Linked DNA regions of Homo sapiens: region 2 is linked to region 1. Evidence: chromatin loops called from intact Hi-C (ENCODE). Cell type or tissue: HCT116. All regions are shown on one strand. Links, peaks and the distances in the headings refer to the core of each region. The heading gives the core; the rest is flanking DNA.

Region 1 (6,634 bases), core at 2,238-4,737:
TTTGCACCAGGCCAGGTAAGAGATCATGGCAGCTTAAACTCCAGGATGGCAGTGATCATGGTGAGAAATGGGCCAATTTGAGACCTATATTGGAAGTAAACCTGATAGAACTTGCTGATGGATGGGATATAGAGATGAGGAAAAGGGAGGAATCAAGGACGACTCAAGAGTTCTAGTGTAAGCAACTAGGTGGATGATAATGCCATTTCTTGAATTGGGGACATAGAGAGAGGGACAGAACCAGCTGGCAGTTGGGTACAGAAGAGAATTAAGAGTTTTGTTTTAGATATGCTAAATTTAAGATTCCAATGAGACACGCTGGTGGAGATGTCAATTTGACAGTTGGATGTAAGAGCCTGGGCCTCCATGGTGAGGGCTCTGAGATGGGGATCTATCTGGAGGCATCACTGGAGAGATGGTATTTATGCCATGGGAGTACATCGATGAAGAGAAGAGAGTAGATGAGACAGGAAGAGAAAGGAAGAAAAGGGATCCCGGGACAAGGTCCTGGGGCACTTCAGTATTTGTTCATCTTCTCCAAAAGCAGAAGCCACTAGAACTGTATGAGAAGCAGAGGTCACTGATATAGAAAAAATACAAGCAGCTATGATGTCATGAAACTAAGAAAAAGAGTGTTTCACAGAGGACAGTGGGGTCAAGTATGCCAAATATGAATGGAAGAGCCAATATAAGGCCAGAAAACTACCTGCTGGATTTAGAATGTTAGAGATTGAAGGGTAATTTTGGTAAAGTAATGTAATGAGCCAGATCAGAGCAAACTGAAGAGTAGTTTGTAGGTGAAGAGATAGAATCAGTGTGTGCAGACTTTGGAAAAGTTTTATTACAGATGAGGCTCTAGGTAGAGAGGGATGTAGCATTGGAGACTTTTGTGAAGCTGCAGAATGATAGAGCATATTTATGTGTTGGTGAGAATGAACATTAAAGAGGGAGGGACTGACGATGCAGGAGAAAAAGGGAGTAATGAGGAAGAAAAGTCCTTGAGAAAGGCAGAGTGGAGGAAAGCCAGTTTTGCTTTCTTATAATATAAACAGGAAGGAAGGGAATTTTTTTCCATACTAAGAGGAGGAAAAGAGAAAATGGGTACACTGGGTACACACAGGTTCATGTGTAGACCAGGTGGTTGGGAGAAAAGGGAGTTCTCCTCCAATCATTCCCATTTCTCAGTGAAGTGTGATAGGAGATCATCAGCTGTGATGGGGAGTGATGGAGGGGCAGAGGTGGGAAGAGGGTGTTGAGGAGCAAGTGTAAAGCCTCTCCTCATGGTGTCTCACACTCTCTGCTCCAGTGTGGCAGCCCAAAGTCAGGCCCTGACTGTCTCCATCTGTACTACCACAACAGCCCCCCAAACCTTCCATGCCCAGCTGCCAACCCCCAGCACCTCAATCCCTTATCTACCCATCCTTTGAAGAAATATCCCTAAACCACTGATATGATTTGCATCTGTGTCCCCACCCAAATCTTGTAATTAATCCTCAGTGTTGGAGGAAAGGGCTTGTGGGAGGTGGTTGGATCATGGAGGAGGACTTCTCTCTTGTTGTTCTTGTGATAGACTTCTCCCAAGTTCTGCTTGTTTAATGGTGTATAGCACCTCTCCCCCAGCTCCCCACCCCACTCTCTATTTCCTGCCAGCCATATGAAGATGTGCCTGCTTTCCCTTTGCCTTCTGCCATGATCGTAAGCTTCCTGAGGTCTCCCCAGAAGCAGAAGCCTGTACAACCTGCAGAACAGTGAGCCAATTAAACTTCTTTTCATTATAAATTATCCAGTCCCAGATATGTCTTTACAGCAGTGTGAGAATGAACTAATACAACCACAGATTTGTTGTGCCATGAAAACCTTTGATGGGCTTTGCAGTCCAAAGACCAATGCACTAACTCCTCATTTGGGCTCTAGGGTTCTCCATTTTCTGGTCTAACTTTTGCAGGCTTGTGCCCAAAACATCCTCTTCTCCTCTACCTTCTATGGAGCCACTGCAGCCTACTCATGGCTCTCTCCAACTGCTGTGGCATCTGTCACTTTTATGTCTTTGTTCAAGCTTTTCTCTGTCACTGGCCTGCCTTCCTCCTTCTTGCAGAAGTCCTACCCATTCTTCAAGATCCAACTCAAATCCCACTTATTTCACCAAACTGATCAGATCTCTCTCCCCCCCCCATAGTATCTTATCCCTTTAGAACTTATTATAAAAGATCCAAGCATGACTTGTATTATAAGCACATGCATAGGAATGTCTATATGTGTGCTTGTGTCTGTCTCTAAGGAAAGAAGAAAGGAAGGAAGGGAAGAAGGGATGAAAGGGAGAGGCAGATGGAGAAAGAGGAAGGAAAAGTGGAGGCGCATCGTGGGCCCCTGGTGTTTCACCTCAATGGTTTGAGTAAAAGGGCTCAACAGTGTTGCCCAGGAGTGGCAAGCGTCTCGGAGCCACAGCTTCTCCCGGGCGCACCTGCGGGTCTCAGGGCTGACAAGCCCTTTCCCCTCCCCTCTGTTCCCGCTCCCCCTTTCTTCCCCTAGTGCCTCCATCTTAGTTGCCCAGTAATTGCATCAAATCTGAAGAAGCAGATCCGTCTCTAAAAAGGGCAGTGGGAGGGAATTGCGCTGCTCTTTTCAGAGATGAGAATTGAGAGAAATAGGGCAGAGAGATGAAAATGTAATGTTGAAAAATTCATGCTAGAGGAAGCACGTGCTGGCCCTCCCCTGCTCTGCCTCCCATCTGATAAGCTTCTGGCAGAGGCCTGGCTTTCCAGGCACATGAGAAGACCATGGGAGGTTTGGCCAAATCTGTCTGAGGGTGACCTGAGAACTGGCAGGGGTCTGGGGAGTGCCCACGCGTGTGCAGGGACAGAGCTGCCACTTGGCTTCTAGGGGCCTGTGTTGTCGAGGGGCTGGGGTCAGTAAGAGGGCAGGGGAGGGAGAGGAGGTGTCCTCCCGATCTACATCAAGAGCTGCCCCTCTACGCCACCTCCCGCCACTCCTGATGAATTCAGGCCTGGCAGGCACTGCTGTCCACAGACTCACAGGTCCCGTATGTTTAGGAATCCTGGGAGGCAAGGCTCGACCCTGGGCCAGGCGAGCAGCTGGCCTCGCTGCACTTCGTTGAGCACTGTGTGCTCTGAGCCTAGGGCGGGAGAGTTGAGGTGGCCCGGCTCTAGTGGCCCGAAAAGGCCCGGTCTCATTCCCAGCCCTAGTCTCTGACTCCCCTCGGAAAGCACTGCAGAGGCTGCGGCCTGATTAATGCTGCGCGCTAATATGTACAGGAGACCGGCTTGCGATTCCCGGCCAGCGGCCCCTGCTCCCCTGCACAGAGGCGGCGCCAGCTGCTCGACTGCGACCCCTGGCGGCCGCTGGAGGCACTCTCTGCGGAGCTTCAAAATCGAATGGGCCGCTGGACACGAAGTCGAGGGAGTATTAAAAAAAAACAACAAAAAACGGGGTAAGAGCTATGCACCCCCAGATGGTGCAGGGTGGGAGGTGGAGAATGAAGGGGAAGCCAATTTTGCTTTCTTATAATATAAACAGGAAGGAAGGGAACAATCTGTTGGGGATGGTGGGGGCTGATGCAGGGTAATGGGAGGGGGAAGGTGGAAATGTGAAAATCTGTTTATAGTTGGAATGGAATATGTTTAATATGATGCTTACACAAAATAAGACTTATAAGTTTTTCTCTGTTCTGAACCGTTTCCCTCATCTTCATTTTAAGTAGCAAAAGAACTCTGACCTGTTTTTTCTCTTTCATATTCCCAAAGCAGGCTGTGTTTTCAAAGAGGCATTCATTCAAAGAAATAAAACATACTTTGGCTTCCTCCAGTGCCTTCAGTGAGCCTAAGTCCAAACAGTCAATATAATACCAGAGTTGACAGCCTGGACATTGGAGAGGGACAGTGTAAATTCAATACGTATCTATACGCTAACTATGTGACCTTGAGCAATTTGCTCAACCTCGCTGAACCTTCTTTTCCTTATTCAAAAAACAAAATATAAGCAAAACGCACTGCTAAGATTGTGGTGATAAGGAGAATCCTGCCTCATCTCTACTTCCAGGACAAAGAAGCCGTCTATTGTGGTTCTGCGTTCCCTTCCCTGGCAGGACCCCTTTGTGTTGTGACTGTGACAGACTCAGTTCATTAATAGTCAAGTGCCTATGAGTAGCAAGGGGATGAGTCCTCTGGGACTTTCCCTGACTCCTTCCCTTTCTTTCTCATCAGTTCACACAGCCCTCTAGCCCGTGTCTGCCATGCAAGACAACCAGGCATCACCCACAAAATGTTGCGTATGGTGTATGTGTGTTTAGTGTACAAGGGGTTTCTTGGCACAGAGCTGATCTTAGCTGAGGGTGGAGTCTGATGGCTTCAGCCAATTCTTAAAGGCTAGAGATCAGTGTCCTTCTCCTTGGTGTCAACATTGCAAATATGCAATTCTTTGATATGCGGCCTGCTAGTGGCTCCGGCTATGAAGAGGTTCTCCAAGTGGCTTCTCCCACTAGTGTAGTGGGAGAGGAGCAACATACACACAGGAAAAACTGAATAAGAAGTCATGATTCTAGACACCAATGTGTAAAGAAAGGGCCAGCTGAGGGGCTCACGGAGCACTATCAGCGATCAGAGGATAGGAAAACTCCCTCAGACAGAAGTTGAGGGCTCACCTGAGCCCCAAGAGCTACAGAAAGTGGTCCTGGTGCTGTGATGAAGTGGGCAAGCTCTTCCCTCTAATTCAGGGTGGAACACTGGAAGGGCATATCACAAGGTGTATCATCCATAAGGAGGAAGGAGAACATATGCAACACATCTGAATCTTCAAAGGTAATAGGCTCTTGAAGATGCCGGGCTGTCTTTAGCCCCAGATCTTGGGGCTTATTGCAGGGCATGACTCTTATCTAAAGGCTTCACCACGGAACCTCTGACTACTCAGTGACCTTCTTCTGGAGGACAAAACTGATTTGCAATTAAGTTCCTAGGGATGAGCAAGAGGAGAGAAGTCAGGGACCTGGTTATTCACAATTTTTTTGTCCATTTATTCATCAAGTCACTCACATAATCATCTATCCATCCATGTATCCATTCCATCTTTCATTCACTCACTATGTATTTTATATAGCAATTGTTATGTGCCCAGCCCAGTGTCCTGCGTTATGAGAAGTACAATTGTGTATCTCCTTTCCTTCTACCCTAAGGAAGATTCTACAATCCTCTACTCAGTGTTGAAGATTCTCCTCTTCTGTCCCACCCCATCTGGGGGAGCAGATGTCCTATGACATTCACACAGTTCATTCCGCCGCAGAAGCAGTGCCCTAACAGCGCTGATCCCACTGCTCTCAGCGAACCCTCTCATACTGGATCTAACTGTTTAGACATGACAGATCCACCCACCCACTTCCCAAAAGGACAAAGAAGATAGGACTCAGTGTGCTGGCCCCTTAGAATCAAATACCAGTATGTCAAGCTCTGCCTCATGTTTGCCTCTGACAACTGACCTGTGAGCTGGTTCCAGTCTCCACCTCACATGGGCCCCCTCCCTAGGTGTTCACCTAGAACCGTTCCAGTCGCCTTTTTTCCTCGCCTGCTGCCTCACTCCCACCCACTGCCTTTGTGGGATTTGTGACAATCTATGCTCTTTAAAATATTTTCTGGAGTGTATTTGTGTGTCTTTAGTGGTGGTGGAATGCTGTATAATTATCTCCCGATTCATCAGGCTCCTTAACAGGCAAATGCCTTTCTTTCCAATAAGTTTCTCTGGCTGAGGCACCAATAGGCCTTGTTGCTACGGAAACCAGAACGTTTCTTTCTCTATTTTAATGGTATGTTGAAAGTGCGGCGTGCATGTGCATGCACACATATGGTGGCTGCTGGTCTTTTCAGCTCTTTTTTCCTTCCCTACCTCTGCTGACCTGTCTGGCATTTTCCCGACCTCACATGTTTCAGGACGTCCCTCTCATCCACAGCCCTTTCTTGCCCCCTTCCTGCCTTTCACTGTGCCTCCACCTCCCCCTACCCTTCCATCTGGTGTTCTCAGCTGTTTAAAAAAATACCAGTTGGCTTTGCATGAAATCTAAGAGAGAGAGGCAAATAAAAGGTTATTGTGGAAACAAAGCACTGCAAAAGGCTTTGACCAGCCAGGTGTTTCCTGCTGGAAGGCTAGTGGCCTCACTTGGCCATCTTCCTAGCACATGGGGCTGCTTCGGAGAAGGAGGAGAGGGGATGGAGAGAGAGCAGCTCGGTGCAAGAGTAAAGAGAGAGCATATCCCCGCAGCACCATCTGCTGCTGCTGCTCCTGGGCACAGAGGAACTTCTCTCCACCCAAGTCCCTGGGTTTGGTTCAAGGACTATTGGAGGAGGGGAGGGCTCTGTTGAAATTTATTTGTTTATTCAGTTAGTCAACAAACACTCACTGAACACTTAGCATATACCAGGCACTGTTCTAGGCACTGGGAATATGCTGAGGGTTCCTGTCCTCGAGAAGCAAGCCTTGCTCACAGACAGTTGCCAAGGCGGCATGATAAGTGGTGAGGGGCACAGTGACATTTGGGCTCTGGAATGAGACAAGCTTAAGTTTGAGCCCCAGGCCACCATTTTTTAGCTGTGACCTTGGGTAAATGACTAAACCTCTAGAAAGCTCAGTTTCC
Region 2 (6,068 bases), core at 1,192-3,691, 890 kb before region 1:
TCCAAGTCTAAGAGGAAGCATCTGCCTCAGGTCTTGGCAGATTTCCTTGCCTCCCTCTAATCTGTTCTTTTATCCAACAGATGTCTAAGTACTGCAACCTCAAGATGATTAATAACTCAAGGACTGGGGAGGGGAGTATTTTTGTACTTTTTACCAGTACTTTGGAATCAGATCTTTCCATCTCAATGTGTGACATCAATTTTGTTTTCTTCTTTTGAGGTGTATACTTATATAGGTTTAACTATGAATAACTGTTAGGAATTTATAATCAGTAGTTTCAGAAGAAGTGACAGATGGGCTAGTATCCCAGAAAGCAGCAAAGAAGAAGGGGGACCAGGAGTCCTAGCAAGTGATAGAAAACCTTTAGGAAAGGAAAGTAGTTGGTTTAGAGGAATCAGAAAACAAGAAAAAATTCTGCAGCCCAGTGTGTTGAGGCCAACTTTGGTTAATCTCCTTATTGATTTAGGCAGTGATTCTAAGTATCTGACCAGGACACTTTGAGAGACCTTGGAATTATTGTGAGGGAATGGAAATCCAAATGAAAACTTATATTTTCTCAATCACTACAGTAAAATACAGTAAAAATACAGTAACTGGCACATGAGGGTTTCCATACTTAAAAGATTGGGAATGGATTTTAAACTAGTAGTGTTCACCCTGAGCTGGAAGCGCTAGTTTCATATTCGTATAGTATCTTGTAATGTACATAGGTCTTTTACTTACACTAATTTATTATATTCACCATAACTTTGTAGGGTAAGATGGGGAGGTATCACCATTTTTCAAATACAAAACTGAGACTTAGGCTGTGACTTGTATATGGTTTCATGACTTGAATCAATTCAGTTGAGAGAAGCTTGCAAATTCCATGGATCTTAATTCAGTCCTTTATACTACAAATACTTTTTCCTTGTGGAAAAATTATATCCAGAATGAAGGATAGGGAAATATGGGACTATAAACAAAATATATGCTTCTTAGGAACCAACAAAAAGGAAGAACAGGGCTAGGAGCAGGGCTGGGTTCATCTGTTGACAGCGGTGTTACAAACTAAGGGATTCTGGAAGTCAGACTTGGTTATGAGATTGAGCAAAGGTACATTATGGCCAACCTTAAACAGGTGTGCTTTAACATCTAACAGATCCTCCTCACTCTTTAAAAAGTGCTTTCGGTTTTGCATTCAAGAAAGACCCAAAATTATTTTGTTGATTTATTTTGAGAACAGATATAGGAGATAATTTAAAAGATTATATTCCCAAGGTCTCAGATTTAAGAATGAACTTTGAACTTCCATCTAAGTACCAAACAAAGGAGCATATGTGACACACATTTAATTAAAAAATTGAGTGCCTTTCTTGAATCACTAGAATATTTATAGCTCGATGGTGGTTCACTCCTATAATCTTAGTTCTTTGAGAGGCCTACATGGGAGGATTGCTTGAGTCCAGGAGTTTGAGACCAGCCTGGGTAACATACTAAGACTCCATTTCTACAAAAAGTAAAAAAATTAACCTGATGTGGTGGAACACGCCTGTAGTCCCAGCTACTCGGGAGGCTGAAGCAGGAGGATTCTTTGAGCCCAAGAGTTCCAGGCTGCAGTCAGCTATGGTTGCATCACTGCGCTCCAGCCTGTGCAACAGAGTGAGACTATGTCTTAAATAAATAAATAAAATAGAATATTTACTCTCTAGGCAGTAGCATGGCAAAGAATACATAATTCCTGCAGGGAAATCTGTATCTATCAGACTCAAATTGTGTTAAAGTAGCCTTTAAAAATTGATCATAATCTCCTATTTAGCTCAGTTAAAAGGGTAAGAAGCATCGACCCACAGAGAAATGGATATTCTATGGAAGTCTTCCAAGTAGCTAATAGAAATAACTATGGTTTATTGATTGTTTATTATGGATGAAGTAGTCTATTAAGCACTCTATCCATCTACTATCTATCTATATTAATTATTACAAAATTTCTAGTAAGTATTCACAATTAACTCAGTTTTTACAAATAAGTGCCTTAAAGCTTAAATAAGGTAAATGACTTGTCCAAAGTCATATAGGCAAAATGTGGTAGGAGGCTGAACAAGATTTTGCACTCAGAGACACCTGAACTTAAAATACATACTCTTAACCTTATGCTAGGTACTCCTAAAATGAGCTATATACAGTGTTTCTCAGAAGTCTTTGGAATTCAAATCAACGTCTGGCTATCGTGAATAACTTGTCTGACTTTTTAGCTGTCAATTCTGTAACCTCGATCCAAACCAAGAAAGTTTGGGTGCATTCTCTCTAGCAGTCACTAGGTGGAGCCAGTGCACTAAAAAGCCATCAGGCTTTTTGGGGACCAGGCAGGATTTATTCTAGGAAGTCAGGGGAAGTCAGCAAAGGCTGGTTTTGATTGGAAAAGTGCTAAAAAGATTACTCCCTCTGACAGCTGGCTTTTTTTCTTTTCTGGATAATGTAGATGAAGAGGAAGATGAGAGATCTCCGGAGGTGTAGAGAATTGCTAGAGCCAAGAGTTATGTGGGATGAATGCATAATCAACCAATTTTGTTCTTTCGCAGGAGTGGTTTCAATAATCTGATGTGTGGCTGGGTTGTGGGTTGTGGAAGCAAAGCACAATAGCCCCCTGCCCTGTGTGGTCTGCCTTCCCTTAGAGACCCCAGGCTTTCACATTGTATAATACTGGGCATACGCAGTTGGCCCCACGTCTAGTTTCTCAAATGGTCTGACTAAAATGACAATAATGATGATGATGATAACTGTTATTATGTTAACAAACATGTGCATGGCACTTTATTGATCCCTTTCAGTTGCATTTGTTATTGAGGTGAGTGGATCTTCTGGCAGGGGAATAGAACTTCATGGGATAAAGGGAGGGGATAAGGGCAGGATGAGATTTTCCTCTATGTCCAGGAAGAGTTCTCCAGAGAAACAGAACGAAAGGATCTCTCTCTCTCTCTCTCTCTAAATATATATATATATATGCCTATATATATATATATATGCACCTATATATAAATATATATAGGCATATATGTAGATATATAGATGCCTATATATAAATATATATGCATATATAAATATATAGATGCCTATATATAAATATATGTATGCATATATATGTGTGTGTGTATATATATACTCCCATGATAGGCAAGTACAAAATCCATAGGGTAGACCAGCAGGCTGGAGACCCAGGGAAGAATTGATTTTTGCAGCTTGAGCCTAAAGGTAGTTTGCTGGCAGAAAATTCCGTCTTCCTTAGGGGATCTCAGTCTTTTTTTTTTTTTTTTTTTTTAAGGATTCCAACTTATTAGATGAGGCCCTCCCACATTATGGGGAGTAATCTGCTTTTACTCAGAGTTTACTTATTTAAATGTTAATCTCATCTAAAAATACTTTCACAGAATCTCCAGATGTGTTTGAGCAAATATCTGGGTACAGTGGCCTAGCTAAGTTGACACATAAAAACCAACCATTGTAGGTAGATAACAAATTCTATGCTGGGCTTGAGGGGAAAATAGAGTTCCTTTTGCTGTCTTTGGTAGGGTTCAGAGCTGTTAATTTCTTTCTTTTTTTTTCTTGTTTTTGAGACAGGGTCTTGCTGTATCACCCACGCTGGGGTGCAGTTGCATGATCTTGACTCACTGCAGCCTCCTCCTCCCAGGTTCAAGCGATTCTCCCACCTCAGCCTCCTGAGTAGCTGGGATTGCAGGTGTGTGCCACCATGCCCAGCTAATTTTTGTATTTTTAGTAGAGATGGGGTTTTACCATGTTGGCCAGGCTGGTCTCGAACTCCTGGCCTGAAGTGATCTGCCCACCTCAGCCTCCCAAAGTGCTGGGATTACAGGCACATGCCACAGTGCCCAGCCCAGAGCTATTAATTTCAACTCTAGCAGAAGCAATGTACTCACCCTCTCTCTCGTCCCTGAAAGCTTGATGAGTTGGCAATGCTATTCTGGATAATCATACAAGATGTTTTTATATAAATATATAAAAAATCAGAATTCTATAAAGCATGACTTCCAACCATATCATTCTGTGTTCTGATTATAAGGTGGCTCTGAGATTTCTTAAAAAATATTTTTTTCTTTGTTTTTTTTTTTTTTTTTTTTTTTAGAGACAGGGACTTGCTCTGTTGCCTGGGCTGGACTATGGTGGCACAATCATGGCCCACTGCAGCCTCAACCTCCTGGGCTCAAGCAGTCCTCCCACCTGAGCCTCCCAAGTAGCTGGAACTACAGATGTGAGCTTTCATGGCTGGCAAATTTTAAAAACTTTTTATTTTGTACAGACAGGGTTTCACTATGTTGTCCGGGCTGGTCTTGAACTCCTGGGCTCAAGGGGTCCTCCTGCCTCTGCTGCCCAAAGTGCTGACATTATAGATGTGAACCACTGCTCCTGGCCCTGAAATTTCTTTTTTATAGAAGTACTTTGAAAAGGCATTGAATGAATAAAGTGCCTTTCAAGTAAAGTGTAGAAGCATCCAATGTTATTTCTGAAAGTGTCCCTAGAGATGGTATGTTTTGGATTTCCCCATTTTACAGATAAATGGAGACATAGAAGAATGAAATGACTTATTCAAGGTCATATCGGTATTATTTATTTATTTATTTATTTATTTATTTATTTATTTTTTGAGACAGAGTCTTGCTCTGTCACCCAGGCTGGAGTGCAGTGGCACGATCTCGGCTCACTGCAAGCTCTGCCTCCCGGGTTCACACCATTCTCCTGCCTCAGCCTCCTGAGTAGCTGGGACTACAGGCGCCCGCCACCATGCCTGGCTAATTTTTGTATTTTTATTAGAGATGGGGTTTCACCGCGTTAGCCAGGATGGTCTCGATCTCCTGACCTCGTGATCCGCCCTCCTCGGCCTCCCAAAGTGCTGGGATTATAGGCGTGAGCCACCACGCCCGGCCGGTCATATTGGTATTTAATGAGAAAACTAGGACCAGAACCCAGGCCTTCTGCCTGCAGTTTCATCGTGCTTCCTGTTGCAGCATGCTGCCACCATATAAAAGTGCAAGGATAATCACTTGGACTGCAAATGCCCAACCAGCTGTGCTGAGCAACATGTGTCTAAACAGGCCCAACCGAAACAGGAAATGCCAGTCTTGAGTGGGGGAATGGTTAATCAAAGAGAAAAATATGAAAATGCTGAATCCCAATCCTTCCCAGTGAAGTAGAGATACTAACTTGAATAAACCTCTGCTAGAGTGTGGCAAAAAGTGGGAGGAAAATGATGGAGGCTTAGGTTCCCGTAAGCCTTAGGTTTAGTGATGTCACTGTACTATCTGAGTATAGTCCTATCACATCTTAACAAGTGGCTTTGTGACCTCAGCAAACTGAGATATCCCAGGTAGACACTACTACAAAAGTCATATATATAAAAGAATAAAACAGTTTCTGTAATTAATTCTACAAATAAATCTAAGTGGAATCTACAGATTGGAAGCAATGGAGGCCTAATAGGTTTCTTCAGCCAGGGGATTTTGGCACTCCAAGCTGGCCGCCAGGAACCCTATTTAGTAAGTTGGGGGAAATAACAAAGATGACATTGGAATTAACATTTGGGCTCTTGGAGAAAATGTTGCCATTCAAATATCTTGCAGTTATTAGCCCCAAGGGAACTAATTAAAAAATGCTATAAGTGAGAGACCTAAAGGGGATGGAGAGAAAAGAGATGCCGCTAACAAAGTCATAAAAGTAGTGAGGAAAGAGTAGTTCCCTAGCAGGGCGCGGTGGCTCATGCCTGTAATCCCAACACTTTGGGAGGCCGAGGCGGGCGGATCACGAGGTCAGGAGATCGAGACCATCCTGGCTAACATGGTGAAACCCCATCTCTACTAAAAATACAAAAAAATTAGCCTGGCGTGGTGGCGGGTGCCTGTAGTCCCAGCTACTCAGGAGGCTGAGGCAGGAGAATGGCGTGAACCTGGGAGGTGGAATTTGCAGTGAGCCGAGATCGCACCACTGCACTCCAGCCTGAGCGACAGAGGGAGACTCCGTCTCAAAAAAAAAAAAAAAAGAGTAGCTCCCCATATTAAATCAAACATCGTTGGCTGGAT

What was found. Peaks named below come from ENCODE experiments on the same cell type or tissue, not always from the same donor. Only the 100,000 strongest peaks of a DNase experiment are listed, where the experiment ranks them.
Region 2: it touches region 1 in a loop (16-fold over the local background); 43 of 110 quality-filtered maps call a loop at or near these places.

What each region holds. Positions count from the first base shown.
Region 1 is chr12:13,275,062-13,281,695 of GRCh38, reverse strand. No RefSeq gene overlaps it. Among named protein-coding and RNA genes, the nearest start is that of EMP1, 82 kb to the right of the region's middle. In HCT116, for the core only: a CTCF peak has its summit at 3,369 (motif pointing left); a DNase peak (open chromatin) is centred at 3,375; H3K27ac peaks cover 434 bases.
Region 2 is chr12:14,163,456-14,169,523 of GRCh38, reverse strand. No RefSeq gene overlaps it. Among named protein-coding and RNA genes, the nearest start is that of GRIN2B, 180 kb to the right of the region's middle. In HCT116, for the core only: a CTCF peak has its summit at 2,304 (motif pointing right); a DNase peak (open chromatin) is centred at 2,323.